2 separate regions of the Homo sapiens genome follow, and region 2 is linked to region 1. Evidence: chromatin loops called from intact Hi-C (ENCODE). Cell type or tissue: psoas muscle. All regions are shown on one strand. Links, peaks and the distances in the headings refer to the core of each region. The heading gives the core; the rest is flanking DNA. Region 1 holds the start of ALPK3 (alpha kinase 3). Region 2 overlaps ALPK3 (alpha kinase 3).

Evidence for each region. Peaks named below come from ENCODE experiments on the same cell type or tissue, not always from the same donor. Only the 100,000 strongest peaks of a DNase experiment are listed, where the experiment ranks them.
Region 2: a loop joins it to region 1, with 6 times the contacts of the local background. A loop is called at or near these places in 8 of 110 quality-filtered maps.

Annotation. Positions count from the first base shown.
Region 1 is chr15:84,811,546-84,826,991 of GRCh38, reverse strand. It overlaps ALPK3 (alpha kinase 3), which reads right to left and starts at 9,636. Exons shown (of 14, transcript NM_020778.5): 1 at 9,397-9,636; 2 at 3,624-3,662. The coding sequence starts at 9,539. RefSeq lists enhancers at 1-31, 6,819-7,348, 7,349-7,880, 10,008-10,538. In psoas muscle, for the core only: a CTCF peak has its summit at 9,755 (motif pointing right); DNase peaks (open chromatin) are centred at 7,381, 8,221, 8,581 and 9,731; H3K4me3 peaks cover 5,709 bases; H3K27ac peaks cover 6,152 bases.
Region 2 is chr15:84,869,339-84,884,784 of GRCh38, reverse strand. It overlaps ALPK3 (alpha kinase 3), which reads right to left. Exons shown (of 14, transcript NM_020778.5): 14 at 11,306-15,446. It overlaps SLC28A1 (solute carrier family 28 member 1), which reads right to left and starts at 123. Exons shown (of 19, transcript NM_004213.5): 1 at 34-123. RefSeq lists enhancers at 43-543, 544-1,044. In psoas muscle, for the core only: a CTCF peak has its summit at 6,064 (motif pointing right); DNase peaks (open chromatin) are centred at 5,199, 5,491, 6,084 and 12,394; H3K27ac peaks cover 2,147 bases.

The DNA.
Region 1 (15,446 bases), core at 4,835-12,834:
TTGGGCTCAGAAAAAAAGCTCCTACATTTGTGAGTGCAGACCCACAATGGACAAAGAATAAGCTGGCCAATGCTAGGGGTCTAGACCCAAGGGGGGACTCTAATTCATAAGGGTATCAGAAAGGAGAGACCCAGCCGAAATGGGGCTGGGAAGCAGCCTTGGAAAGCCAGCTGTGGCTCCCCTGCTCCATCCCTGGATACCACATGCTGAAGTGAAACATGGTTGGCTGCTCCAGGACCAACCAGCAGGAGTGCCAAACCACAAACGGATCCACCCCTGCAAAAGCCAGAACTTTTAGTTCCCTTCTCCAGTCCATCTCCCAGATTTCAGGGGCATCAGTAAGCACTGAGTCCAGTACAAACTCACCAACAATGCTCAGGCTTACAGTCTTCTCCTTCCTGGGCCCAGGAAGCAAACTACCATGCCAAACCCTTTCAAGGGCCAGCAGAGACACAGTGCGTTCCTAGGTGTGAAGCGCCACCTGAAGGCAGGTTGTGTGGTGCACAAGCCGTGCCCGGCCCTCCCTCCCCAGGCACACATCCCATTGTGAGCGGCAGAGAGGACTGTGAGGGGGCAAAGGGAAGAGAAGCAGGAGAAACTGTAGTGAGAAAGACACATCATTCAAAGGTGCCTTTCCCTGTGCCTTAGAGGAAGGGATGGTCACCCAAGGGCAATGTTTGTCTGTCCATGGCCTCTCTGCCAGGGGCTAAGAGAGTCTGTGGAAGCAGAAGCAAACAGGATCTAGAACCCTCCACTTTGTGGGGAGGGATTCCACATTCGATGTATCTTTTCTGTGAATATTATTCTAGACTTGAGTTTGAGGAGAAGGGTTGTACCCCAGAGAATATCTGGAATCAAGTAAGACTTCTGAACTGATGGGGTTCCTGCTGTGGTTTCACCACAGGAATGTAGATACCTGGGCATTCATGGAGTTGACAAGGGCCCTCCCCCACAAAGATCACCCATAAAGGGGATCCCAATCTCACATACCTGAACATTTGAGCTGGGTCTGCAGTTAGACATGTTCTGTAACACTCCCTACAACCTTCCCTTGCCTACAACTCATCTGTGCAATAAGCTTCTTTTCCTTTTCTTCTTAAGCCACTCAGAAATAGAGGGTCCTCAGGGCCTAGGCTATTAACTCCCTGAACACTCAGGAAGTGTTAATATCTGAAAACGTTTCTTGCTGCTATCATACTAACAGCAATTTCTGATTTGGGGAAATATCAAATCTCAATCAACACTTTCCAGAAACCACCAGGCTAAACATAATCCTACTTCCATGAGTCTGCAATTAATTCAAACCATCCCTAATTATGTCCTCCCTGCATAATTTGAATCCTATCTCATCCATGACCTTGAGCCTGGATCCAATATTCAGCTTAAGCTCCTAGGTATGAAGCCGCCTGGACAAGTCTAAGGAAATCATTTCAGCTACTGGATAAGTGAGACAACAGGGAAACTATGTTTTAAGAAAATTTGCAGAGACAAATGCTCATGCTAGATAATGAAAAACAGGCCAGGTGCAGTGGGTCACGCCTGTAATCCCAGCACTTTGGGAGGCTGAGGCTGGCGGATCACGAGGTCAAGAGATCGAGACCAGCCTGGCCAATGTGGTGAAACCCCGTCTCTACTAAAAATACAAAAATTAGCCAGGCGTGGTGGCAGGCGCCTGTAGTCCCAGCTACTCGGGAGGCTGAGGCAGGAGAATCACTTGAACCTGGCAGGCAGAGGTTGCAGTGAGCCGAGATCACGCCACTGCACTCCAGCCTGGTGACAGAGAGAGATGCCTCAAAAAAAAAATAATAATAAAATAAAAACAAGTAGTTATTTTACTTCACCATTCTTTTTGAATGGAAAAGAACATATCTTCTCAAACTTTCCACATTAGGTCCTAAGCTGTATTATAAAAAAATGTTTACATTAGAAAATAAGTAACAGCTGAAAGGGTGGCTAGCTGAAAGCCTTCTCTTTCAGGGAAGTGGGTTTGGGGTACATTTGGAGGCACAGGGAGAGTCACTGTATATACTGTCATGTTCTGCTGAATGTCATACAGCTTCTCGTTGCCACAAGCTTTCTGTCCCCGTCCTCCAAACCATTCGAATGTGGGATGGACTCTGAGTGTGCTGCACCCTATACCCTGGAAAGCCAGGAAGTCCACACATCTGGAAATGGTCTTGTCCAACCCTGACAAGTCCTTCCAACTCCATGACTTCACAAGGATATCACAGACTAATCATATGTCTCTAAAGAACACCAGAATCATTGGTTTTCATGATGTTCAGTGGAACCTAACCTCGCCCTTAGGTAAGGTTTGGTTTGCCCAGGTCGTCTCCTGTCAACGCTTACCACACTCCACTTGGAATTAGTTGTGATATCCTCAGTTCCACCCATGAGCCACACAGAACAAAGTCTCCTCAGTGTTCATCCCCATCAAGGACCATGGACATAGTAGTTGCTAATCATGTCTGTAAACATTAGCTATTTAGAAACCAGTTAGCTATTCTGAAATCTTTTTCTGTGTGAAGAAACTGTAGCTAGCTCTCCCCAAAACTATCAGAGTCTGGGATGAGGCCCAAGTGGTGGGAAGTAGCCAGGAAATGTTCCCATTTTGATTGTAACAGTCAGTTCAGCCAAGGGTAAAGAGCTGTCCTCAGTTCAGGAGGCAAGAAGACAGTCATTCACCCAGCAAACCTGGACCATGAGCCTGCCCAGACCTTGCCCTGACTCTGCAGCAGATTCAGAGAATAAGCTATGCAGGAATACATTAACGTGGTATTCTCTGATCTCACAGAGTTCACAGTCTTCAGGGATGGGGAGGAACCAAAGGAAAGGAAAATTCAGAGAAAGAGGAGGTAAAAGGAGAACTTAAATGACTGCAGAAAAAAATTTTAAAAGGCAGTTACCATGGTTAGAAGAAGATAGACAATAAGGTATCACACCTAGGTATGTGGTTACAAAAAACATGAAAACCTAGAATTGGGGCCAGGCACAGTGGCTTACGCCTGTAATCCCAGCACTTTAGGAAGCCAAGGCAGGAGGATCCCTTGGAGCCAGGAGTTCAAGACCAGGGAACACAGTGAGACTCTGTCTCTACAAGAAAATTTTTAAAAATTAGCCAGGCATCATGGTGCATGCCTGTAGTCCCCGCTACTCAGAAGGCTGAGGCAGGAGGATCCCTTGAGGCCAGGAGTTCAAGGCTACAGGGAGCCATTGCACTCCAGCCTGGGCAACATGACAGAGCAAGACCCTGTCCCTAAGAAATAAAAAACCTAGGATGGGGAAGAGGTGGGTCATGTGACATGACTCATGGCTCTCTGTTCTGTTCCCATGGTGTCTCCTAGGGACACAGAGATGTCATTGCAGGCATCTCAGAGACCCCTGCCCATATTTCTATTCCTGAGATCCTGTGCCCATCTCAAATGGCCCATGCAAGCATCAACTCTGGCCCCCTGTGAGAGCCATGTTCACCTGAGTACCTTCTTGCACTCTCCCCACCCACCCTCCAGCTCTCCCCTCACCCCATGCAGCCTGGTTAGTGCACGAGCAGACACTCAGTGGCCCCTCAATGCCCAGACCCAAGGAAAAAGCAGTCAGAGAAATGTAGTGCAATATGCATTTACCTTCCAGAGCTGGGGTGAGACAACCGGTTGCTTGATAAGCTAAGCAAAAACAGCAAATGGAATCATTAGGCCAAAAAAGCAAGAAGGAAGTAGGCGAAATCAACAGTCGCAAACTATTAATCGGCCACCATCTGGGGCCCAGAAGCCTTTCTATTAAAAGGGACCAGCTGTCTTAGTTGGCCTGCTCCATTTAGCAACTGGCCTGACCACCGGACACCAATGTATCTGAAACCAAGAGCTCATTAAATGCAGCAGAGTCCAGGAAAATGGTTAGGCAGGAAGGAGGCCCTTTGGGGCTGTGCTTTGAGAAAGGTGTGTCCCAGGCATTTGGGTCACTGCCCCCAAGAGGGAGGCTTACAGCTGCCTGGCATGTTTCCCCACCCCACAGCACACCAGCCTGGGGGCAAGCTCCTGCTTCAATTCTTGGCCTTTGGGAGAAAAGAGCCCCATTCCTGGAAATCCCCTGAGAGGCTAGGAGAGACAGGTGGCTTGGAGAACACCCATCATTAATATGTTAAAGTATGGTTAAAGAGGCCACACAAGGCAAACCAGCTGGGAGAGTGAAAAAGAGAAAAACAAGGCAGTTAATTCAGCAGGAGCTGGGAGGCACCCAGCTCCATGGTCCACACAAGGCCCATTCTGCCTGAGGCCCCAATCATCTCTCTTGCCTGGGGCAGCTAGGAAAGGCCACTGTGTAGGGCACTAGGATGAGGACCCACACAGGACCGCCCCTTAGTGGAGTCTAGCCCACTTACTATGAGCCAACTGTTCCCTCTCCCTCCTCCTTTCCTGATACAAAAATCTCCAGTGGGGACCTGGATCCCAGCTCCTTGAGAGATGTCAGAGGTCACCCCATCCACACTCCCTTCGGCTGTCCCTATCATGAGAAGAGCTCTCCCTTCCTTCCCAGCAGCCCAGCCTGTTCAATGGTGCTCACGGTCTATGTCTCTAACCATAAGAAAGCTCTATGAGGATCCCATCTCTTTATAACCACAACACCAAACCCATCCTTTTCCCTAAAACCTGGCTTCACCCCTAACCCCGGGCTCCTGGGTTGGTAGATACCTCCAGCATTCTCCCAAACTCCTAAGCTCAAAACCTGCCATCTTGGACTACTTCTTCTCCAACCCCAAATCCAGTCCGCACAATTCTTGGCCCTTGTTTCTCCCTTCCTCTCTGCTCTTGTTGTTGCACTACAGTCTAGACCCTCATGGCTCCACATTTGATGACCACCTCAGCCCCCTCTCCTTAACCCCTCATATAACCCACTTCTCTAACAAAATGCTGCAGTCCCCCAGTGTAGAGGACGCTGAGTCTCCACTCCTTAACTGGGTTGGTAGGGCCCTCCCTGATCTACTCACACTCCCGCTGCAACCAGATTCCCTCTACTTCCCAATGCTCCGGCGCCACCACAGCCAGGCCTGTCCCTTATCAGCATGAACAGTCCTTCCTGACCCCTGAGCCTTCCCTTTTGTCCTCCCTGTTTGGAAAGTCCTTCCTCCCTCCTACTGCTCAACTAAATCCTGCCCATCCAGCCTTCAAACCTAGTTCTTGTAGCTTCTGTGGCTCCTAGTGCAGTGCTGCACAGACGATGGGTATTTAACTGCTGTTCTATAGAAGGGAGAGAGAGAGAGAGGAAGAAAAAGAAAGAGGAGGAAAGTACAGTGGGGGACCTGGGGGAGGGAGAGAGGTCAGGGGAGAGAAAGGCATTTTTCAAGCAGGAAGGGTGCTGCCCCCGAGAGGGAGCTGCTGCTCCAGAAAAGATGGAAAGGAGCGTGCTAGAGTGCAGCTGCCTCTGCTCAGAGCTTTAAAAATCCTCTGGAGGCCGCGTGGGCAGAACCTCCCATGGTTCCAAGGCACTGGCCAACTCCATCCTTTCCTGACCATAAATTTCATTTGTCCCTCTCTTTCAGGATTGGGAGATTTCTTCTTCTTTGGGTCTGGACTTCTTCCCTGGGAAGGAGAGGGGGAGAGTTAGCTTTCTAATTCAGAGAGGAAAATGACAAGTTCCACCTGCATGTTGGTCAAGAAGTGAGCTGGGACAGAGGACCCCTCCCCCAGCTCTGCTGCTCCTGGACCAACCGCCCTGCCCTCTCTAGGCCTCGCCCTTACATTGTTAGTCAGGTCAGGAGAAACCCTGAACTAATGGAGGCACCTGGTCTTCAGAAGGTGGGAGACCTGCCTGTGCCCTGCTGGCTGGGCCACAGCTAGGCTCAGGGCTGTCACCCAGGCAGGGGAGCTCCCCATTTACTGCCTCTGAGGGGGAGCTGAATGAGAGGCATCAAACATTGGGGCAGAAAAGCTTTAAAGAGTTCTTCGTGCCACCTTCATCTCACAAAATGGGAATTCATACATAAGCAGAATAGAAGAAAAAAAAAGGGTTGGAGGTGGGTTGGAATTCAGGGCCCAGAAAGGAAAGGTCTCCTCATAAAGGAGTGAAGTTAGGACTGAGCACAGTGGCTCATGCCTATAATCCCAACACTTTGTGGGGCTGAGGTAAGAGGATCGCTGGAGCCCAGGAGTTCAAGATCAACCTCGGTGATATAGCAAGACCCCATCTTTATAAAAAATAAATAATTAAAATCTAAACCGGGCATGGTGGCTCATGCCTGTAATCCCAGCACTTTGGGAGGCCGAGGCAGGCAGTTCACCTGAGGTCAGGAGTTCAAGACCAGCCTGGCCAACAGGATGAAATCCCGTCTCTGCTAAAAATACAAAAATTAGCCGGGTGCGGTGGCAGGCGTCTGTAATCTCAGACTACTCGGGAGGTTGAGGCAGGAAGATCACTTGAACCTGGGAGGCGGAGGTTGCAGTGAACAGAGATCACGCCACTGCACTCCAGCCTGGGTGTCAGAGCAAGACTCCATCTCAAAAAAAAAACACACTAAAATAATAAATACATAAAAGAGTGAAGTAGGCTACGGAAAACTAGAACTGACCACGAAAGCTGGGGGCCTCCATCCCTCCTGGCTTTCATCTAGTCTGGGACATAAAAGGCCTTTGGACAGTCCTGGCCTGATACCTCAGGTTCCCTAAAAGCCCTAGACAGCCTGGCTGACCCATGCTGAACAGCAGAGCTTGTTTCAAAGCTGTCTGTAGTAACATCATAGGTTCTGTGACTTCTCTGAGCCCACCTGGACCAGGGCCTCCAAGAATCCAGGGGGCAGGGGTTTCTGGAACTTCTGAGTGTCCCATAAAAGCTAATTAATCATAACTGCTTCAAAAAAAAAATCAAAACTGCTTCTACTCAATTTTGGCCCCTTAACTTCTCTAGCCTACCCACATCTCACTGTTCTATGGGGGTGAGGTCCTAGATGCCGGGTGACCTGGGGGCTGGGCCTACAGTTTGGTGGGACTATCTGCATGTGAGACCTCTGACCCCAGTGGGCATTGGAAATATTCTTGCACCGACATGGACTGGAAACCCTTTCAGAGCTGTGGGACAGAGAGAGGTGCATAGGGAGATAGGTTCTGGGCCATCCACCAAGGCCTCTGGTGTCCATCAGCTCAGCTGTCCATCAGTTCCCAGGGGTAGCCCCTCCTCACAAGGGTCCATGAGAATGATGCCTGGAGAGCTCCATGACACATCTTTGTGAAGGTAGACCCAGAAGATGTTGGAGCCAAGAGTGAGTGGGGACAGAACTTGCCTCTCAGTCAGGACTCTGGCATAGTCAGGGCTCAGCTGGGCTGGAGCCAACATAGCTGGCAAAATTCTCGAGGGACTGTCTTTCTCCCTATCTCTAGGGAGCTCTCCCCACCCCCACAGGCAGTGAGGCTGTTCTGAGGGACAGCAGACAGTACGGTGGCTCCCTCCAACACAGGTCAGGCCTTACTAGAGAAGCAGGAACTGCCTCGCCTCCTCCACTCCCCACTGCAGCCCCAGTCACATTCTCCCCACTTTGGCCAAAGGCTTTTCCAGATGCCTGATAAATCTGGCTGTCCTTGTCTCTCAGAACCTCTAGGGGTCTGTGGCTAGCCAGCAGGAGCAGTAAAAAACTCTGCAGGGGCAAAACACAGCCCAAAGTCCAAAGCTTTCTCCCACTCCTGCTGTCCTGCCCCCTCCAGATACTTGATGAAAGAGACTCCTTTTAAGAACATTCCCATTTAGGTCCAAAGGGACTTAAGCCAGCCACTTCTATCCTGCCTCTAGCTCTCAGGCTGGCACAAGCTTTGTGCTCATGAGGTGTACAATTAACATTTATCTATCATACAACTGCTCAGCCAGGCAGCAGCACTATGTCCATTCTCCAGCCCTTTTCCTAAAAGCCCAGATCCCCTGCCCTCCCCATTCTGCCTGGTTTTCAAGGCACTCTTTCCTCCCTTCCTTCATTGCTGCTGTCTCCAAGAAGGACCCTGGTTCCGCCTCTTCTGTTTGTTCCACTGGTATTGACAAAGGCCAAACACAGGAGGCAAAGCCCAGACAAGTCACTGTGACAAATGTGAGGCTCCCACAAGGGAGTCAGCTTCTCTAAGGACTGGAATAAATGTCCAAATTTCATTCTGGTTTATCTGTAGAGCCAGGAGTAAGAAAAAGGGGTATTCTTTCCTGGCAGCCAGGGGCCTTGTTGAGTCTGACTCAGTCACTAACATCAGTCCTCAGCCCTGCCCCAGACATGTGACACCATTTGACGAGTTTTATGCAGAAACCGGTTCCGGTTACATTTGAACTTTCCCAACTCCAAGGTCAGTAGGACTCAGCCAATTCACGAGGAAGTGCCCAGGACTTTTCCTGAATGTCCTCGATGCCTGTTTTTATGCTGTTTTAGGAATGGAGAACAAGAGGTCTCTGGACAGCCTCTTGGAGGAATGGCCGTTTTCTGCATAATACACAAGTCAAGTTCTCAGGCTATGAAACAACCACTATCTCAACACATTTCCCTTTGGAAAACAGACTCCAGAAGTGAAGGGAAACTGAGCTGCCCACAGGGGGCAGGAAGTGTCTGTCTCCATGGCAATGCGCCTGTCCACGTGTGCCTGTGTGCCTTTGATTTCCTGGATGCCTGTCTATTGTCTTTGTGTCTTTATATCTGTGGGTGGCCTAGCTGCTAAAACAAAGCTTCCACACCTCTTGAACTCTTGGAAGACCAGTGAAGGGCTCATCAGTTCCACACCTCCCTTGGCATTTCACTTCCCCAAACTGGACAGGGCACTTGGCTCCCTCAGAGCTGCAAGTCCTTAATTCCCAACATCTCCAGACAGTACCTCATCCCACCCCCTATCTCACCAGCCCCCACTCAGGTCCTGGGGAGGACCCAAGTCCTCGGCCCAGTAGAGGAACCTTATTTACAAAGGTTTATTTCTTCCTGGAGAACCTCCCCACCCTGAGCTAAGCAGCTCCTACTCTGGGCAGCCCCCCAGCACCCTCTCCCTGTCCCCACCAGTGCTCTCCCCCTCCCTTCCTGCCAGGGAGGAATTTCAGCCACTCTGGCTTTCCTTATCGCTAGCTGTGGAATCCCAAGCCAGGGAGTAGCAGGGTAGGGGGCAGGGGAGATAAGGAAAGCCTTCAGACCCCATGAAATCACTCCAAAGTGGAGCCTTTGTCCTCTCTTGAGCCTCGAATTGCCAGAGGCCTGAGGCGCATGGATCAGGAGGGGTCACAAGGGGCTATGAAAGCCATTCCAGCCCGGCCATGTCCCCAGGCCCTGGGCCTTGGGGCTGAGAGGGCTCGAGGGCGCAGGCCCAGCCCAGGCCTCCAGGGGCCAGGCCGCCCTCACAGGGACTGATCCCAGGGCATCGCCGGCCCGACGCCGCCCTGCCCCTTGGTGCCACTTACCTGGTCTCGGGCCGCACGCTGAGCAGGTAGCTCCGGCTGGCTGGGCTGGGGATCCACACGGGGCCGTCGTCCTCACCGTCGCCCCCCGCCCCCGACCGCCCACCCGCGCCCCAGCCCCGGCTGGGGGCCCTCCGCGACCCCATGGCACCGCCCTCCCCGACCGCCGGCCCCGCACTCGCCGCTGCCTCGCCTGTCCTCCAGGCCCCGGCCCCCGGGCCCCTGCCCGCCGCCGCCGCTCCCGCCCGCGGCTGACGCGCGCCCCTATTTATAGCCGGTGGCCGGGCCGTCGTCACCTGCTGCTGTCCCTCCCCTGGCCTGGCCCGACCCGGGCAGCGCGGCTTGGAGACGCCGGGGGGCGCCGGGGCCCATGTGCCCGCCCCAGGGCCGGCTCCGAGTCCGCTCCCTTGGCGGCCCTGGTGTCTGCAGTAGCGCCGCGTCTGGAGAGGCCCGGGAGGCCTCGGGAGGAAGGCGCAGCGGGTGTCCTGGTCATGGAGGACAGGCCCCTTCGTGGAGCTCCCGGGACCCGGCTCCCGGCCGGCCTGCTCATGTCCCGTGTGGCATATGAGGGGTCCACGAGGCCTGGCCGGGGCCAGGGGAGCCAGGTCAACCGCTGGCCAGCTTGGGCTAGACCGCGGGAGACCAGGGAGCCAAAGAACCAGCCCTCTTCCTGGCACCAGCCGTGACTGACCCTCGCCTTGCCTCGCCAGTGGCTGTTGGCCCAGCACATAGACAAGCCAAGCCACCTCCATTAGTGACCTGAGTCCCTGGGAGGCCGGAACCCCGTGGGATCTCTCTCCTGTCTCCCCCAACACCCCCAGTAACTAGCATAGATTAGGGGCTCAATTAACACTTCTAGATCACTCCTTCGGCCTCCATTTCTCAGCACCAGAGGGGGAAATGGGCTGAGTCCTGATACCCAGAAAAATAATCAAATCATGCAACAATTTCCAAGAACTAGTGCCAAGCACTGCCGAAACCTGGTCTAAATATTGGAAGTCCCCACAGACTTTTTTTTTTTTTGAGACAGAGTCTGGCTCTGTCGCCCAGGCTGGAGTGCAGTGGCGCTATCTCGGCTCACCGCAACCTCCGCCTCCCGGGTTCATGCCATTCTCCTGCCTCAGCCTCCCGAGTAGCTGGGACTACAGGCGCCCCACACCACGCCCGGCTAATTTTTTTCTTTGTATTTTTTAGTAGAGACGGGGTTTCACCGTGTTAGCCAGGATGGTCTCGATCTCCTGACCTCGTGATTCGCCCGCCTGGGCCTCCCAAAGTGCTGGGATTACAGGCGTGAGCCACCGCGCCCGGCCGGAAGTGCCCACAGACTTTTTTATCCATCCTTCTTTCTCCTATTTTCCTGAGAGCATCCAGAAAGTACCTGAAGCTAAATGGCTGTAATTGTTAGAAAGTGGGAGCAAAGGAGTCCAACCCTTCTGTTTTCGAAGCTGCACCCATCCCTACTCCTTTTGGAAATGGCTTTCCCCTACTCCGTGTGGTTCCAATGGCAACTACCTTGTTCCCACATGATCCCACTCCTGGCCTCAGCTGACTGCCATCAAACTCAAGCCAGGCTATTCACGGTACCCAATCTCCCTGACTATAGACCCTGGCTGTGCCAATAAAGTTCTTCTCTAAAACATTTTTAACTGGAATTGGGAAAGAAAACCAGACCCTCTGTGGTGGAAAACTGAGCTGTGAGGCCACAGCTGTCAGCAGCCATGTTTCCTGCCCTGTAGAGTAAGCCAGTTTACAGTGAGGAATAAGGAAGCTAGCACAGAGAGAAGCAGAGGCAAAGGACACAGGGTCCTGGTGGCTTTCAGGTGCCCTCGTTCAGGTGTTCCTGGGTTCCAGCTTTGTCCCTGGCCTTCCTGCAGGTTGGCAGTTCAAACTTTCCTTGGAATCTGTGTACCAAAAAAGTTCTCCCTTTGCTATTTCCAATTTAGGCTTCTGTTGGTAGAAGTATCCTGACCAATACTAATGTGTTCTCTCCTAGTGATCCCAAATTCATCTCTTGATCACATGTCCCCATTCATTCTTGCTCTTGGCTCTCTGGAGGTGCACAGAATCTTCAGTCATCTACAGGGTAGTCTTTCAAATATTTGAAAACCCACTTGGAGTTCTGGTTCATTTGTTTAAATCGTGTATGCTGGTTCAAGCAGCAGAGAAAAAAAGGGGGTGGGTGGGAAAGCATGTGAACACTCATGGGTCAGGTTAGGGCACAGGTGCTAGAGGCCGGGGTCACAGGGTCTCTGCCTGCAAGAAGCTCACAGTCTAATAGGTGGGACAGGCAACATACGATGCAGGGGAAAACATACAATTCTAAAACTATGTATAGGGAAGCACCAAAGTACAGAGAAAACAGTGGTTAGTTCTGCCTGTATTAGGACAGTTTTACAAGGAAGGAAGTAAAACTTGAGAAGGATTTTGTAAATTACGTAGGTCCTCGCCAAGTAGACTGTTATGGGTGGGGAGCAGGAGGAACCGAATATTCCAGATAGAGGGAACAGTACGTATAAAGATATGGAGGACTGACACAGCCCGGTATGCACGTCACTTGAGTATGAAGTCGACAGGAAAGTAGAGAGAGGATGACGAGGCAGGGGCTAGAGCCTTGAGACCTTGCCTAGCACAATGGGGACTCTGGACTTCCCTTCCAGGCCATTTCTCATACGACAATGGATATGGTGCCACTAGTTACCCATTCCAAATTACCAATTTCCTCTGGAAAATGTGGCCCCTGCAGAGGTTAGACCATAGCAACCTACAACTAAATTCGCACCTATATTAAGGGTGGGTCTGGGCTCCAGACATTAACAACTTCCCTGACAGACAGCCAAATTATTTCACTGACTCAATTTTTCATTGAGCCTGTGAGTTTTCAACAAAAACCACTGTTCATCAAAGTCTTCCCCACTCCTAAAGTCTCTTTTATCCTAAGTATACAATCTTACCTGTTTTTGGGGTTTTTTTTTAAGTTAAATCTCATCTTCCTACTCTTATACTTCCTTTCCTTCTTGTCTGTATCTTTTTTAATTCTGCCCATCATCCAGTGCTAACCTATAGGAGAATCTATCCTTCCCATTTTTTTTTTTTATGAGACAGGGTCTCACTATATTGCCCAGGCTGGTCTTGAACTCCTGGGCTCAAGCGATCCTCCTGCCTCAGCCTCCCAAAGTGATGGGATTACAGGCATGAGCCACCACATCTGGCCAAGATTTGGAACCCAGCTTCCTGCTATCTGCAAATTTAACAAGAACACTTTCTCTGTCTTCAACCAAGTTCAAGATAGGGGTCAAGCTGAGTAAGGAATGTCAAGGAACTCAGGGATGGAGAAGTCAATAATGCCTTTCCTTTCCAAGTTTACAGTCTAACAAGAGAAAGAGGACATGGAAAGTGGTGTTGTCTAACAAGGACTAGGCTAGGAGTCCAGAGACTAATCCTACTCTTCCACTGAGCAGCTGTGTGACCTTGGCCGAGTGGCTTGCCATCCCTGAGCTTTAGCTTTCTCCTTTGTAAAATGGAGTGGGGCATTCCATTTATGATCCTGAAGGTCATAGCCATTCATTCAGCAAGTATTAACTATTACATGTGAGGCATTATGCCAGGTGCTGAGGGTACAGAAATGAATAAGTTATAGTCTCTGTCCTCAAGAACCTCTCAAGCCTGAAGAGAGAACAATTAAAACAGAATCATTACAAATCCTGTGATAGAGGTTTGTACATGGTGCTAAAAGAGCACAGAAGAGTGCATGCCTTGGTTCTGCATTAGGAAATAATACAGGCCAGGCACAGTGGCTCACATCTGTAATCCCAGCACTTTGGGAGGCCAAGGCATGAGGATTGCTTGAGTCTGGGAGTTTGAGACCAGCCTGGGCAAGAAAGTGAGATCCCATCTCTACAAAAAAATTAAAAAATTAGCTGGCCATACATCTGTAGTCCTAGCTACTCAGGAGGCTGAGGTGGGAGGACCACGTGAGCCTAGGAGTTGGAGGCTGCAGTAAGCTGTGATTGCACCACTGAACCCCAGTCTGGGTAACAGAGAGAGAACCTGTCTCAAACAAACAAAGTAAGCAACACAGTACAAGGCAGTCAGTGTTTGCCATGTACTGAGGAAGCACTGTAGGAATTTGTTATTGGTGCCAGGATCCCATCTTCCAGTTATTTTGAACTTCCTGGGGCCCCAGAATAAACTGGGTACCTATAGTAGGAAAATCTTGGGCCTGTTTTTGTGTTAGTGAACATATTCAGTGCAATAAAGGAAGCTGCTCCCTGTTAGAGAATGGCGGAATCTCCCAGGACGCTTAGATCCTACTACATCAGTCCCTCTGAACAAGGTCTGAATGAGTTTGAACATGCCTTTTATTTTAATTTAGTTCCATCCCTTCCCCTTCCTACCCAGCCCCCTCTCTTCCAATGCTAACAAAACTCAAAGGGGACAATCCATCCTCCTTTGAAGCATTGCCCATGGCATGCATTACCCAATCCTTAACCCCAATATTATTAGCCATCACATTCCTCATGACCATTCACCTGAACTGATGAAAAACAACAGTCACCTCACATTGAGTGCAACCATGGCAGGCTGTGGTCCGTTACCATCATCCTAGCCTCTCTGATGACAGCCAACACCCTGGCAGAGGTCCAGTGACCTTGTCTTCACAAAGAACTTCACCCTCACTTACCTTTCACATCTCAATCAAATGCCCACCACTTGAACCTTGTCACCAGAAATTTCTCGATTTTTTTTTTTTTTTTTTTTTGAGACGGAGTCTTGTTCTGTCGCCCAGGCTGGAGTGCAGTGGCGCAATCTCGACTCGCTGCAAGCTCCGCCTCCCGGGTTCTCGTCATTCTCCTGCCTCAGCCTCCTCAGTAGCTGGGATTACAGGTGCCCACCACCACGCCCGGCTAATTTTTTTGTATTTTTTAGTAGAGACGGGGTTTCACCTTGTTAGCCAGGATGGTCTCGATCTCCTGACCTCATGATCCACCCGCCTGCGCCTCCCAAAGTGCTGGTATTACAGGCACGAGCCACCGCGCCCGGCAGAAATTTCTCTACCTCTAAAATGTCAGCTCCCCTGTAGCCTCTATGATCTTGAGCTCCTTCCTGGGTGACTTCTCTTATCCACCCCCACCTCATCCCCATACACACAAGAACACAGTGCAAAGTGGACAATAACGTCAACTACACCTTCCTTAGGGAACTCATTGCACTTGCCCTTCACCTTCTACTAAATTTACCCAGCAGGTTCCTAACCTGGGATTAGGTTGTGGGCTTCTTCTTGCTCCAGGGTTGGCCAACATTTCTGGTTTCCAGCCTAAGTCCAATCTCAGGCAGCGTGGCAATCCTTTTACATTCTCCCAAACTGACCTTTTCCTTTCCCTACAGCAACTGTTCCAAATAAGATTACAATCTCCCCTTTGCCTTCCTCACTTGTGATGGTCAACTGTTCCTTCAAAATACAGGGGAAAGTGAGACCATTGGGCAAGAACATCAACTTTAAAGGAGGACAGGCTGTCTATATCATCCCTGTGTCACACTAACCTCTGCTTCCTATATTTGCTTCCCTTCCAAGGCTCTCAAACTTCTGGCCTTCTCAGCAGCCCTACTGTAACAGCTCTCTGCTTCCCCTGCCTGGCCTCCTTCCCTCCTTCCCCACAGCCTATGAGGACAATCAAATGTTTGCTTCTAAAGTATTTACCCATTTTTTTTTTTTTTTGAGACAGGGTCACTCTGTCACCCAGACTGGAGTGCAGTGGTGTGATCATAGCTCACTGCAGCTTTGACCTCCTGGGCTCAAGTGATCCTCCTGCCTCAGCCTCTCAAAGGGCTAGGACTACAGGCACACACCACAACACCCAGTTAATATATATATTTTTAATTTTTTGAAAAGACAGTGTCTCTCGATATTGCTCAATCTGGTCTCAAACTCCTGGGCTCAAGCGATCACACTGCCTCAGCCTCCCAAAGTGCTGGGATTACAGGTATAAGCCACCATACCCTGCCAACCCCATCTTTCAGTTCACTACCAAACTTCTCAAAAGAGCCCAAGGGGA
Region 2 (15,446 bases), core at 4,932-12,931, 58 kb before region 1:
CTTCCCTCCTCTCCTACTGTCCTTTTCTCTCACCCTTGTTTCTGTCAGCATCCAGAGGGAAGCCAGGAACACAACACATCCAGCAGCAACCATGCAGTGCAGCTTATAACCTTCACATCGTTGTGGGCCCTAATCTCTACAACAAGGATTTAATGGGCTGTGTGTCTTGGGGTGGACCTTGAGCTTGGAGCCCAAAGGTCTCCACTCCTGACTGCCAAAGTTAACTTGCTGCCTCATCTGGTGGTGGGTAATAGAGCACATGAGGAGTCAGCGTGCTCCTGCTTAGGAAGTACCTGGCAGGGAGTCAAGCGGCATCAGGCTGGCAGGTGTCATTGCTGTCACAGGTCCCATCCGGGGTGTCCTGACACACTGCTCCCCTCCTCCAGGCCAGGAGACTCCGGGCTTCTCCCCTGCTCCTCCTCTCAAGGAGGCATGGCCAGCAGGGATCCCAGACCCCAGAAGCCAAGCGGTCTTTTCAGGTGGAATGTGGCAAAAAGCCACAGGCTGGGGAGTTGGGAGGCTGGATAGATTGGGGTGGAGACCCCAGGGAAAGACCAACAGCTGGAGGACCTCAGGTGTCCCGGCTGTGCCCCTCCAGCTGTGGGACCTCAGCATGTCCTTGGGCTTCTTGGTGGCCTGTTTCCTAAGGAGACAGCCTCTGAGGCCCGGCACACCCGCAGACGCCCGCTGAGTGAGACCTAGAGCTGAGCCAGGCCAGGGCAGAGTGGGGAGAGGACCACATAAATATACATAGATAATTTCCCTCACCATCCAGCAGAGCTCAGAAGGGTTGACAGTAAAGGGGCTGCTCCACCCCTCCAACTCTATCCCATTCCTCAGAGGCAACCACCTAACTTTTCTGGTTTTAGTTCTTCTGCAGGCCACCTCCTGTTTTAGGGAATTATTAGTCAAAGAGTTGGAGAGGATCCCTTCTCGCCAGGCTCTGACATAATAGGTTATTTTATAAGTAGTGAGTGAAACATTCAAAAAGCACAAGAACTGTCAGAAGAGTTGCTCAGCAATCTCTTTATTTTCTTCTCATGATTCTGCCCACACTCATTTCTTAGCTCTTCACAGGCGAGGTCTCTTTCATTGCATCGATTCGTGTATCCAAGCACTGGACAAATAAAGAGGCTTATCACTCGTCAAGTTCCATGAACATGACCTCATCATTCTTCTCTCCTAAACCTGGGATGATTGGCAGAAAGGGCATCCATACAACTTTTTCTTCTGCATTTGGCATTGAAAAATGGACTTCCCGTAGTCTGTAGTAGAAATATTGGAAAGTAGCAATAATCCTAGCACTTTGGGAGGCCAAGGCAGGTAGATCGCTTGAGCCCAGGACTTCAAGACCAGCCTGGGCAACACAGGGAGACCCTGTCTCTACAAAAAATAGAAAAAATTAGACAGGTGTGGTGGCGTGCACCTGTAATCCCAGCTACTCAGGAGGCTGAGGTGGGAGGATCATTTAAGCCTGGGAAGTCAAGGCTGCAGTGAACCATAATCACACCACTGCACTCCAGCCTGGGCGACAGGAGTGAGACCCTGTAAAAAAAAAAATTGATGACATAGAGCTAAATACAAAGACTAAAGAAATATCTTGGGCTTTTATACTCTTTGCTTGTGACTCTTCTAGTTTTCCTGTGGGAACGGACTAGCCCAAGTGTTAGAGCACACTGCTCTCCCGGCAACTACAGAGCTAGTTCAGCTGGTCCCAGGGGAAGAAAGCATTCCAGTACCCCAAAGGCTGGAAGCCCCCAGCCTGCTTGGCATGATTATCCAACGGTTTCCGATATAGTTTACTCCTTGACCCACTCTACTCACTGAGAACATCTGGGCACATGTGGTCATCATCCAATACAAAATGGAAGGCCGAGTCTGGGGCTCATCTACGGCAGCAACAAGAGGCCTGGTAGAATTAGGATGCCGGGTCCCACCTGCAGGAGTGCTTAAGGCCACCAGGCAGGGCGAATTTTACCCAAGCAGTTCAGAGCTCACTGTTCCCAAATATTTAATATTTAATTGATTGTACTTAAAAAGTGTATTTCCCTTGTTGTTCTTTTTACCTTCTATTCCTCTTGCCTCTCCAGCTCATATTAGCATTTTATTTATTCATTTATTTTTTTGAGACAGGGTCTCACTCTGTCTCCCTGGCTGGCGTGCAGTGGCGCAATCTCAGCTCACTACAGCCTCGACCTCCCACCAATCCTCCCACCTCAGCCTCCAGAGTAGTTGGGACTACAGATGTGCACCATACGCCAGCTAATTTTTTTTTCTTTTTTAAAAAATTTCATCCTGGTTGTTCTAATATTTATTTATTTACCTATTTTGTAGAGACAGGGTCTTACCATGTTGCCCAGGTCTAGAACTCCTGGGCTCAAGTGATCCTCCTGCCCCGGTCTCCCAAAGTGCTGGGATTACAAGTGTGAGCCACTGTGCCCAGCCTCATATCAGCTTTTCATATAGTGAGAAATTGAGATAGTTCCTTTTCAGTTTGATCCAGATCAAGATGTTCTGCAAACCAAGGGTCTTAATTCATGTTATGCTATTGGGTTCAGGGGTGATGTCCCTGTCTATTATAGGTTTTATACTAAAGGCTATATCTTCCTTCTAAAGTACACTTCCTCCAGCTATTGGCAGGGGCTGTGGAGACTATTAATTTGGATCTCCATTGCCTTATTGATCAAGTCACAGTTGATAAGCCGATTCGCTATACAGACAAAAATAATTCCTTGATTGTTCCATCTTCTCCCCCTGTCATAGAAGTGGTCTGATGTGGCCCTCACTGAGACTTAGGGCGAAGCCAGATATTTTTACAGGAGTAATCATGAAGAGGACTTAAGGCCTCCTGGCAGGAGCCAGGAAAACAAATCTACCAAAGACCAGCAGGGTCCATAGAGAAGTGCTGACAAGTAGGGCACCACAAATTAAATACAATTGTTAGGTAGAACAAAAACGGACACCTGTGAATGTCACGTCCCATATTCAGACATTGAAACTCTCCAAGCATATCTCGTCCCCTACCCCCCAGGTGGAATTCCACCACTAGTGTCCTGCCATGGAGTCAAAGGCGTGGCTGTGTCTTTCACTCTACTCTCACTGGTACTCTCACTGTTGTTCCTGGATGGGCCTGCCAATCAGACGCCATGACTCACTTGGAAACACTCCTTTCCATTTCACTACACCTGTAGAAGCAAGGTTCCTGATTCCAAGGGCTGCGTCCAATTCCCTCAGTTCTGTGGCCGTGGAGACCTGACCCATCACAGAAGCTCAATACTGGCCAGCTCATGGGCCGGGAGCCTCAGCTGTAGCATTTCCTGTTGGTTCCCATCAGTCTCCTTCCCCAGGGCAGTGCTGGTCCCCACAGGGATGAGAGCTGGAAAGGTAGTACTCAGGGGCTTGGGCAGAGAGCTTTTTTAACCACCCCAACCTCAGGAAACGGAGAGGCACTGGAGCTCCCAGGTTGGAGGGGAAGAGCAGTGTGTGAGGGGCCCTGAGATGGATCCTGTAGTTCCAGGAGATGGTGACAACAATGGTACCAGCTGGCACACTTAAGAGCTTGGCAGATGCCAGGCTCTGTGATAAGAGCCTTACATGCACTATCTCAAGGAACCCTCACAATAACCCAGTGAGGTAGGCATTGGCCACTGTTTCCCCTACCTGTCCTCCATGGGGGAGTATGACGGGGCAGCCAGTACCAGAAAGGGAGCAACTATTGAGAAGCTGGCCAACCTGAGGTAAAGCCAGGGGCCACCGCGCTGCGTGCTAGTATTTGGAAGATCTGAGCTAGCTCTTGAGGTGTCTGCCCCATGTGACCATCTCATCGGCTGCCTGACAGGCAGGATGGATTCTGGACCCCCGCTTGGACTCTACTGCTGGGGACTGTGTTCTCTGGCCAGACTCTGTGTCATCAGGGTTATGGTGTCTCTGAATGACTTCCTGGGTAAGACCCAGTGTGAATTCTGCAAGGATTGATTTACTGGGCAGTCAGCCCCATATCCTGAATAAGAATCCAACTGCTCCAAGGATATACATTTTGCCATGATAGAAAAGATGAGCCCTCATACAGTGGCTCACGCCTGTAATCCCAGCACTTTGGGAGGCTGAGGCGGGCAGATCACTTGAGGTCAGGAGTTCGAGACCAGCCTGATCAACATGGTGAAACCCAGTCTCTACTAAAAATATAAAAATTAGGTGGGCATGATGGTGCATGCCCGTAGTCCCAGCTACTCGGGAGGCTAAGGCAGGAGAATTGCTTGAGCCCAGGAGGCACAGGTTATCGTGAACCAAGATCATGCCACTGTACTGCAGCCTGGGTGACAGAGCGAGGCTCTATTTCCAAAAAAAAAAAAAAAAAAAGAAAGAAAGAAAGAAAAGAAAAAGAAAGGAAAGAAAAGATGAGCCACCAGCATGGTAGCACATGCCTGTGGTCCTGGCTACTTGGGAGGCTGAGGTGGGAGAATTGCTTGAGCCCAGGAGTTCGAGGCTGCAGTAAGCCATGATAACACCACTGCACTCCAACCTGGGCAATACAGCAAGATCCTGAAAAAAAGAAGACAGAGAGAGAGAGAGAGAGAGAAAGAGAGGAAAGAAAGGAAAGAAAGAGAGAGAGAGAGGGAAAGAAAAAGAGAAAGAAAGCGAAGAAAAGAAGAGTCCCAGTGAAATTTCTCTGTCAGCGAGAGCCAACACAGCAGGATGCCTGATGGATCTTATGCAGATTCCTTAGCCTGAGATGGGGATTCTGTTCAAGTGATTTATTGGGGGAGTGTTCTTGGGAGAAGGGGATAAGGGAGGCAGAATAGGGCCAAGGGAAGAAGCAGCAGTGTGGTCTCGGCTGGGGCTTGGCTTTAGTCTGATCCCACAGAGACACCCTAGAGCCCAAACTCTCCCATGGAGTTAGTTCCACTTTGAGGTGAAGCAAGGACAGCCTTTCGTAGCAGTGCTAGTCATGGGCCAAGGATGGGGGCAAGGATTAAGAGTGGAAGTGGGGATTGCCTCCCGGGTGAGGTGGCTTCCATTTGGCTCAGGACAATGCTTCAAAATGTATGTTTTTGGAGCAGTTGATTCTTATTCTCTGAGCGACCCCAGCATGCTTCAGAGAAGGGGCAGCTGTGAGTTGCTACCAACTAACAGCGCCTGGGGGATGGGTTCCCCGCGGTAAAGGGCATCTGGGCAGGGCACCAGCAGCATCCACTACAGGTAGGAATAGATTGCTTCTGTTGGCTGGAAGCCAGGTGCAGGCTCCTGTGGACCACTGCAGGCATGGGCCCATGACCAGGCAGGGCTTCTCCCCCATAGGCATTCTGCCTGCCTTAAAGTGGGTGAGTCTTAGGGAGGACCCTGGCTTTGTCCACAGCTTCATTCCGATGAGAATCTTTATCAGGGGTTTGGTGGAACCAAGGCAGTTTAGTGTGAAACCAGAGTATTTAATTTGGTTAGAACTGTCAGCTGGCTGGACTCCACGGGAAAGTGTCCCAAGCTGGGCCTGGATGAACTACTCCAACCACTCAAAAGCCAGTGGCCAGGCCGAGCACGGTGGCTTACGCCTGTCATCCTAGCACTTTGGGAGGCTGAGGTGGGAGGATCACTTCAGGTTAGGAGTTCAAGACCAGCCTGGCCGACATGGCGAAACCCTGTCTCTACTAAACATACAATAATTAGCCAGGCATTGTGGCACATGCCTGTAATCCCAGGTACTCGGGAGGCTGAGGCAGGAGAGTTGCTTGAACCCTGGAAGTGGAGGTTGCAGTGAGCCGAGATTGTGCCAGTGCACTCCAGCCTGGGTGACAAAGCGAAACTCAATCTCGTAAAAAAAAAAAAAAGTCCAGTGGCCAGAGCGGTTGACTGGACACTACCTCAGCCCAGAAATCCATGTGGTCATGTCCTGTTGAAACTCTACCATGAGGAATGTGTCTCAAATTCCAGGTTGAGGGTCCTTCACCCTTGTGTGTGCTGTGTCCCCTGAGGCCCTTTGGAAATAATGAGAAAGGGCCATCTCTGAACCCCATCAGTTCTGAGATCAGACAGTGCCTCATGGGAAGTGAGTTTCCAGGGCCTCTGGGTGTCAGTAGGGGGCGCCTCCTGTCCAGAGGTAGCTCCAGCCCAAACACCAAGAGCCTCTTCAAGACAGACACTGCCATCCCACTGAATTCCAGACATCTTGCATCCGCCACTGAAACTTAACAACGCAGCTCAGATTTGCCTTGGTTGAGAGGGACCCAATCCACTAAGGCAGCTCCTGAAGCAGAAGGAGGTGGTTGGAGTCGCTCTGCTGGCCTTTCCATTTTAAGAAAGGTCCAAATAATGGACCAGCAAAGGAAGTTGAACAGAAGCTCACCACTAGACAGGCTTGGGGAGACCAGAGCCCAGGAAGCCAGAGGCCAACCCCGTTGTCCCTCAAATCCCACCAATTACAAACAAGTCATTCTTGTTTTTCCACTTCTGGTAGCAACTTCTTTTTTTTTTTTTTTTTTCTTTTTTGAGACGGAGTGTCACTCTGTCACCCAGGCTGGAGTGCAGTGGTGCGATCTTGGCTCACTGCAACCTCCGCCTGCTGAGTTCAAGCAATTCTCCTGCCTCAGCCTCCCGAGTAGCTGGGACTACAGGCACGTGCCACCATACCCAGCTAATTTTTTGTATTTTTGGTAGAGACTGTTTCCCCATGCTGGCCACGCTGGTCTCGAACTCCTGACCTCGTGATCCTCCTGCCTTAACCTCCCAAAGTGCTGGGATTACAGGCATGAGCCACTGTGCCTGGCCTCTGGTAGCAACTTCTATACATAAAATAGATAATAGATACATAGATGATAGATCTTAAAATATCAATATAGGTACTATTTTTATTAATTTACTTATCTTCTATCTATCTATCTATCTATCTATCTATCTATCTATCTATCTATCTATCTATCTATCTATCATGTATTCATTTACTGTTGCCCAGGCTGGAGTGCAGTGGCGTGATTATGGCTCATTGCAGCCTGAATCTCCTGGGCCCAAGTGATCCTCCTGCCTCAGCCTCTCAAGTAGCTGGAACTACAGTCACACGCCACCACACCTGGCTAACTTATTTTTTGCAAAGACAGGGTTTCACTATGTTGTCCAGGCTGGCCTCAAACTCCTGGGCTCAAGTGATCCTCCTGTCTCAACCTCCCAAAATGTTAGGATTGCAGGCATGAGCCATAGTACCCAGCCTTTATTTTCAACTTTAGACATTATCTATTGACTCTCTATATAACAAAGATTTAGCTTTATATTACTATTCTCAGTTCTTCTCCTCATAATATTCCACTGGGGATTAATTATTCCTCCTGTGTCGGCTGGCAGGGCAGAGCAGAGAGCTGGAGGAGCCTGTTTCGATGACATCCTGGAGCTGCCGTGCCAGCCCTGGGTGGACCAGGTACAGATCTCCTACTGCCTACAGACTTCATCCTGAGGAAGAAATAACTTTGTCTTATTTAAGATCACTGTCATTCAGGGCTCTGTGATTTCCTGTTGTGGCTGATACTGGCTGATACACACTGCTCTTACGATTTTTGCAAATGTTCTTCCATGACCTGGCCCTGCCTCTGAGCCTCGGCTTGCAACACCTCTTATTCCCCAGGTACGAGCTTCCATCCCTTGCCTCTCAGTAACCAGGCTGGAAGCTCTTGCACCAGTTGTTTCCTCAGCCTGGTATGCTCTTCTCCTTCCACTTCCTCTCACCAACATCCTTCCTCCCATCTCAGCTCAAATGTGAAGGCCGGGCGCAGTGGCTCATGCCTGTAATCCCAGCACTTTGGGAGGCCGAGGCGGGTGGATCACTTGAGGTCAGGAGTTGGAGACCAGCTTGGCCAACATGGTGAGACCACATCTCTACTTAAAATACAAAATTAGCCGGGCATGGTGGCACACGCCTGTAATCTCAGCTACTTGAGAGGTTGAGGCAGGAGAATCACTTGAATCTGGGAGGTGGAGGTTGTAGTGAGCTGAGATCGCACCACCGCACTCCAGCCTGGGCAATAAGAGCGAAACTCCATCTCAAAAAAAAAAAAATGTCAAGCCTCAGAGAGGCTCCTAAGCCCATCTAAATTAGGTCCCGTCCCCGGCTGGCATTATCTCCTATTCTTCTGCTTCACAAGACTTCATACTTACATATTTGCCATTAATACATTTTTGCTGTGTTTTTAAATGTTTGTCTCCCCCACTAGACTGTAAGCTCCATAAGGGAGGAATCTATGTCTGTTTTGTTCACTCTCATGAACACAGCAAATATAATAGGCAGTCTATAAATATTAGAAAAAAAGGATTGTAAAAAAAAAAAAAGAGGTATCTTAGTTCAGAGAGGTTAAGCAACAAGCTCAAGTTCACACAGCCAGCAAAGCAGGATTTGAACTGAGACTTGTCTGACTTGTCCTAAGCTCACCAAATCTGAGAATTTGCATTTTCTTGAACCATTCCCTTCAGAAGAAGAGGAGAATTGACTATCAGGTAAACACAGTGTCCAGTCTATTGGATGATTAAATTTCTCATTGAAAAGAAATTTTAATTTTTTTTTTTTTGAGACAGAGTTTCTCTCTCTTGCCCAGGCTGGAGTGCAGTGGCACAATCTTGGCTCACTGCAACCTCTGCCTCCCAGGTTCAAGCGATTCTCCTGCCTCAGCCTCCCGAGTAGCTGGGACTACAGGTGCGTGCCAGCACGGCCTGCTAATTTTTGTATTTTTAGTAGAGACGGAGTTTTGCCATGTTGGCCAGGCTGCTCTCAAACTGCTGACCTCAGGTGATCCACCCACCTCGGCCTCCCAAAGTGCTGGGATTACAGGCATAAGCCAGCGTGCCCGGCCAAATTTAATTTTTTAAATAGAGACAGGGTCTCAAACTCCTGGGCTCAAGTGATCCTCTCACTGAAAATTAGCAAGGTGAGGGGGGAGGAGGGAGGGATAGCATTAGGAGATCTAATGTTAAATGACGAGTTAATGGGTGCAGCACACCAACATGGCACACGTATACATATGTAACAAACCTTCACGTTGTGCACATGTACCGTAAAACTTAAAGTATAATTTAAAAAAAAAGAAAATTAGCAAGGTGAATTCTTCATGCTTAAGTTCCATTTTACTGTAAATTTAACCAGAATGAGATAGCCTCCCTGAGTGATCAACTCAGGGGTATGGGAAGTATCAAGTTACAAAACTAAAACCCAGACCCTGCCCTGGGGTAAATTTATCAATTTAGTGCCACTCATCAAGGCCTCTTGGGTCCCAGCCTGAAGGCCTCTCCATGGTGATAACCCTTGTGCTGAGAGCCATCTTTCACATTTCCAGTGGCTGCTCTCTGGGGTCGGAATGAGCTAGGACTCTCTTACTTCGTATTCTGTGCTAACAGTTTTCCCGGTAACATTACCACCCCCCTCCGGTTTTTGTTTTTTTTTTTGGTTTTTTGGTTGGTGGTGGGTGGGCAGAAATCACCCCTCTTTCCCACAGTACCCCTGCTGCCCCAGGCCTCAAGGATACATGTAACTCAAGCCAGGCCAATCAGATTCTCTTTCTTGAGTAGAGACACACAGTAACAAAAGGCAGTTGGGATTGAGTCATGAGAAGGGTGCACTTAGGGTGATGGTCAGCAAGTTCCTCAGGCCAAAGTCCTCAGAGCTGCCCTGGTTACCATTGTACCCTAGGCTTGTCATTCAATTCTTCTTTCAGACCAGTGGGTTACCCTGGCATCCTTTTGTTCTTACTTAAGTTAGAGCCAGTTTATTGCTGGCAGTCAGAGAACCGTAACTGATGGTGACATTCATAGGGAAGATGTTAAAGGACATGGACTCTCTCCTTTTCCCAGGAAATAAGAGGGGTTTTTGGAATTGGTTATGGAGGTAAGATAGGGTGAAGAGCATTGAAACTCCTGTTCCTATTCAGGGATGGGAAAGTAGCAGCCTTTGTACATCACTGGATACTTTTTAAAGCTAGACGATGGGGTGGGCACAGTGGCTCACGCCTGTAATCCCAGGACTTTGGGAGGCTGAGGCAAGCGGATCATTTGAGGCCAGGAGTTTGAGACCAGCCTGGCCAACATAGCGAAGCCCTGTCTCTACTAAAAATACAAAAAAAAATTTAGCAGGGCGTGGTGGTGGATGCCTGTAGTCCCAGCTACTCAGAGGCTGAGGCATGAGAATCACTTGAACGCAGAGGCAGAGGTTGCAGTGAGCCCAAGAGTGCGCTACTGCACTCCAGCCTGGGTGACACCCTGTCACACATGCAAAAAACGAAGCTAGAGGATGATCATTAAAATCCTCCCACCTCAAGGCATGGAACGAAATTCAGGACCTTTCTATTACTGGGTAGAAATTCCCTTATGGCTTGGAGCCATTGAGTTTGTTTAAAAACAAACCCAGAGTCTGATTCTGCAAAACTGCTAGATTCACCACCAATCGAATTCATAACCTCATTCGGTTTCAAAAAAAGGTGGCATCCTGTCAGCTGGATTAATGACATCTGGGAGTATTCAAAGGACATAAAAAGGACAACCCTCCAGAAATATTTCCTTCCTACCTCCACTACCAGGAAAGGTGTACCTCTCTCTTGCAGAAGAAAGCAAACACTTTCCCCATCATTCTCAGCAAAATATCACAAGGACAGAAAACCAAACACCGCGTGTTCTCACTCATAAGAGAGAGTTGAGCAATGAGAACACATGGACACAGGGAGGGGAACATCACACACCGGGGCCCGTCAGGGGGTGGGGGGCTGGGGGAGGGAGAGCATTAGGAGAAATATCTAATGTAGATGACGGGTTGGTGGGTGCAGCAAACCACCATGGCACATGTATACCTATGTAACAAACCTGCACGTTGTGCACATGTATCCCAGAACTTAAAGTATAATGATAATAATAAAAGAAAGCAAACAGTTTCCCTCCTGCCCCACACCACATGTTATACCACTAACCAGAACCCACACTTAGCATAAGCCAGGGGATGAGAGTCTTAATCAGATCAGGAAAGAGAAGAGTGATATTCTGAAGAAACTGCATGAACTGGCAAATATATTGTCAAAAAATATAGGGTACATTGGTGGACTTTTTTTGTTTTTTGAGACAGGGTCTCACTGTGTTGCCCAGGCGGGAGTGCAGTGGCGTGATCTCAGCTCACTGCAGCCTCCGTCTCCTGGCCCAAACAGTCCTCCCACCTCAGCCCCCTAAATAGCTGAGACCACAGGCATGAACCCCCACGCCTGGTTAATTTTTTTTTTTTTAATTTTGTAGAGATGGAGTCTCCCTATGTTGCGCAGTCTGTGGTGGACCTTTTAAAGGCTGTATGACCAAGATATAATTTTGGTTCAGGTTGTCTTTATTGATATGTTCACTCACCAGAGATTCTACATTCTACGTAAAAGCTCAAATCGCCAGATACTGTTATTACTATTTTAGGAGGGCTTGGCTAATACAAATCTGGACCAAATGTTGGCCCATGCTAAATTATATCAAAAGACCAAACATCCAAGAAAGGCAGGAATTCAAAGATTTCAGAAGATAAAAATGCTTGATTGGGTCCCTGGCATGCACCCAGCCCATCAACCCCCTCACTGCCCTCTGGCAGGACCCAGAAGATGAGCTCCCTTCTTGCCACGAGAAATACATTCACGAGGCTCTGCTGATTTTCCTCTCTAGGCCTGGGAGGCTGCTTGAAAGAGCTGCTGTGAACGTGGGCTCCCTGATCTCAGCAACAGAGATAGACAGAAGGAACAAAATAGGGCGCTCATCGTAAGGGATAGGGCATGGAAACCAGACCTCGAGCTGTGGGTCCCAGGAATGAAAAAGGCCAGACGCCCCTAAGATATGGCCTAGTAATGACCTTAACTAAAGACTTCTGGGCCAACAGTTCTGTCTCAAGTGCCAAGGTAAAGTCAAGATCTCCCACTTGATTTCCAGACCTTAAATGGAGAGGAAGTCAAATGTATTTTTGAAGGAAAAACTTATTTTAACACTTAGATGCATGTTGTGAACCTTCCTTGCAGCCTTCCCCAAAGAGGTCTGTATCCATTCATCTGGGACTACAGAAGGGACGGGAAATTGGCAGCTGCCCAGTGCCTTGGTCAAACATATGTGAATCAGAGTGGGAGATAAATCATGTGAAAATGCCAAGGTCTGCCCCTTCTATAAAGTTCTGGGGTTGAGGGATCTGTTTGAGGTCAGAATGTTTCCTTCACAATGTAGGACAAATGACTGTATGTCGAATCCCTCGCCACTAAGGCCTAATTCCATGCAATTTATGCCACTTTGGGGCATCTTGTTCTAACCCATTTACCAACTGACCTAGAAGACTGCCAGCTTTGGGGTGGGCCTAGAGCAGGCGAAGGCATTGCAGCTGGGAAAGTCTTTTGTGCAGCCGACGCTGCCATCAGGCCACGTGACCTGGCAGGTCAATGGTGCATGAGGTGTCTTTCCATGGGTGGCATACCGCGGAGCCATACATAGCTTGCGGTAAGTCCTGACAAGAAAATATGATACGGGAACCCAGGATTTGGAGCCAAGTGATGCTCTGGCCAAAAAGTAACCATTATCCTTGTACAAAATGCCCTTCTGGCTCACCACTGGGCTCTGGGAGAGCCTGAACACTTGGCCCTGGCACACTTGGTGGCCATGCTGCCCCTCGTAGTGTTATCTGACCGCCTAGCCATAAAGTCTGGCATGGCCAGTGCGTTCCATTATCAACGGTACACTGTCGCTCCAGGCTAAGGCTCTGAAGGCACCAGTGGGTCGTGTGTGGGTAGCTCACTCACTGTCCAGTGTTTTCACCTGTCTACACCTGTGGCTCTGAGAGGGGCAGTAATTTGTCTTGGCCCTTTTGGGCCCTTGTTCTGGATTTGGATTTGCTTTTCTAACCCATCATGCCTCTCCTGCCATCAATATCCATGGAATTCTCAAATGCCATAAACATCATGTGACCTCCTCACATACTGCACCCAACCAGAGAATTCACTTTACAGCTAAAAGAATAGTAACGGGTTGATGGGCAGGCATTCACTCATCTTGTCAGGAACCCACAAACCAGCAGCAGCTGTCTTGAGAGGGTGGTGAAATGGTTTGTTGAAAATTCAACTATGGCACCAGAAACAACACCCCGAGAGGCTGGGTCAGGCCTGCAGGAGGCAGCATGCGCTTGGAGCCGGCAACCATACCTGGCGCTGTTTCTCCTTCAGGGATAGGACGCAGTGTGGACATGGCCCTGCTATTGCTAGATCTCAATGCTTTTCTCATACCCGAGGTTTAGGTTTGGGACTGGGCTGGCGTGGAGAGTTTAGTCCCCCAGCAAGGAGCACATCCTCAAAGACGTAGTAGCTATTCAACTGAACTGGAAGCTGAGGCAGCCACCAGGCCACTTCAGGCTCATTATAAAGAAGTCATCGGAGTATCTAGAATGATGAACCCTATCAAGGGAAAATATGATTGCTGCTACGTAAAAGAGGGCAGGAGTAGAGATGGACATGGGGGGATTCCTGGAGTTTGTCCTGGGACTGCCAGTCCAATAGTAAATGCCTGTCACACAGGTAGGACCACTAATGAGCTTCAGAACTGAAGGTTTGGGTCCCTCCACCAGATCAAAAGTCCATCATCATAAACATGAGTTCTCATGACCAGTTCTAGAAATGGACTGTAGACTTTACCCATTCTTCCATTCTTGCTGGGTTATACAATTTTGGTTGAATATGGTTAATTTTACCAGTTAATCTACAGGTTGTAGAATTTCAAAATGGAATTGTGATAAAACTGAAAGAGGGAGATTATCCCTAATGACACTGGACTTTGGAGAATAGAAGCCGTGTCATTACCCCTGGAATTCGAAGTTAGATATGATCTTGAATTCCCTAAGCAGAGAGAAATGTGGTTTTGGTTACCTGTGGGAGAGTCGTCATACGTGAGATGGGAGAACAGCACGTGTGTTAGAAGCATCTTCAGGGTTTACCTACCAAACCCTTTCCACCCTTCCGTACTCCACCATTCCATGTGGCAAGAGTCCGCATCTTTTGGAAGACTGCCCCCCTCCCACTCTATGAAGCCCTGAGCTCCAGGCCAGGTTCTTTCACTTGGAATTTGAATCTTGAGTGGAAGGGGACCCACTAGAACCAATGGCAAGTTGGTGTTGATCTGCCAACCGCAGCAGCTCCTGGGAGGCAAGCCTCGTAGTTGCCCCAGCTCCCACCCTTCCCAGGGCCAATTAATTGTTCAGCTATTCTTTTGGTTTTGTGAGCTATCCCAGCATCCTTCCCATGAACGCTTTTTCCTTGCTTAAGTTGGTCCAAGTTCATTTCTGTTGGTCAAAACTCAAGAATCCTAACAAGTAGTCTCTCCTGAGATGGCCTCATACATCTTTGCCTCCAAACAGCTGCCAGCCCAGGGTCTGGCATAAAGTAGCACTCAGTATATGTCTGCTGAATGAGTGGGTGAATGAATAAATGAATGAACAGTACTCCAGCTCTCAGTTCACCAAAGTAATCTGGGTATACAGGCTGGGAGAGGTGGGGACACACTGGGGCAGAAGATGTGGAGTCACCTGAGCACAGAGGAGGTAGAGAAGTCAGAGATGTTACCATAGAGGGGAAATGTTAGGCAAGGGGAGGTTCCGGGTGGGGGTGGGAATGAAAAGCTTCTCTGCAGCTTGAGAAGCAGGAAATGGTCAGCAAGTAGCTGAGAGGCAGGTGCTGGTGGGCTCCTGGGCTGGTCTTGCTGTAGCCAGAGACACAGGGCGTTTCCAGAGCCCCCAGCTCTGTGCTTCCTTCCTGGGTGGCTTCCTTTGTGTTCCTCTTCTGAATGAAGAGCAATTCCAAAGGCGTAAGTCCCCAGACACCCTGCTAAGGGGTACACACCAGCAGCTCAGTTGTGCAAGCAGCACAAGCTGTCTTTCTGTGGCCACAGAAGGCTGCGACTGAACTTCGGTCCAGGAACCAAAATATAGATTCATTTTTCCAGTGGGCCTGGGACTACAGAATGCCCTCAGAGAGCCTGCCTGGGAGAGGGGGACCTTGACTCCACAGACCTCCAACCACACCAGATGAGGGCAAGCAGGGCACACAATGCTGCCTTTATTGCATTCCAAAGGGAGTAGGCTAGCTGCAGACCTACCCCATCCCAGGCCTCCAGGAGGGATGCTCTGGAAGGATCCAGGCTGCTGGGTCCTTGGGAGCCCATACATGAGGACCCAGAGCTGGGGCCCCAGGATCAAGAGCGATGGTTGGAGCAGGGGTCCTAATTCCCAGGCACAGAGACTCCCCTCCACCCAAGTGCATGGATAGACTGCATCCCTCCTAGAACACCCAAGTGTACTCCCCATGGGGAAGGGACCTAGCCCTCCACTCCTGGTTGAGAGGGGATGTGAAATTCACTGTGACCCCACCTCCTTTCAGTATGGAGTGCAAGGTCTCTCAGAGTCAACACCTCTCTCTGGCTACAGCTGCTGACACAACCCTCACACC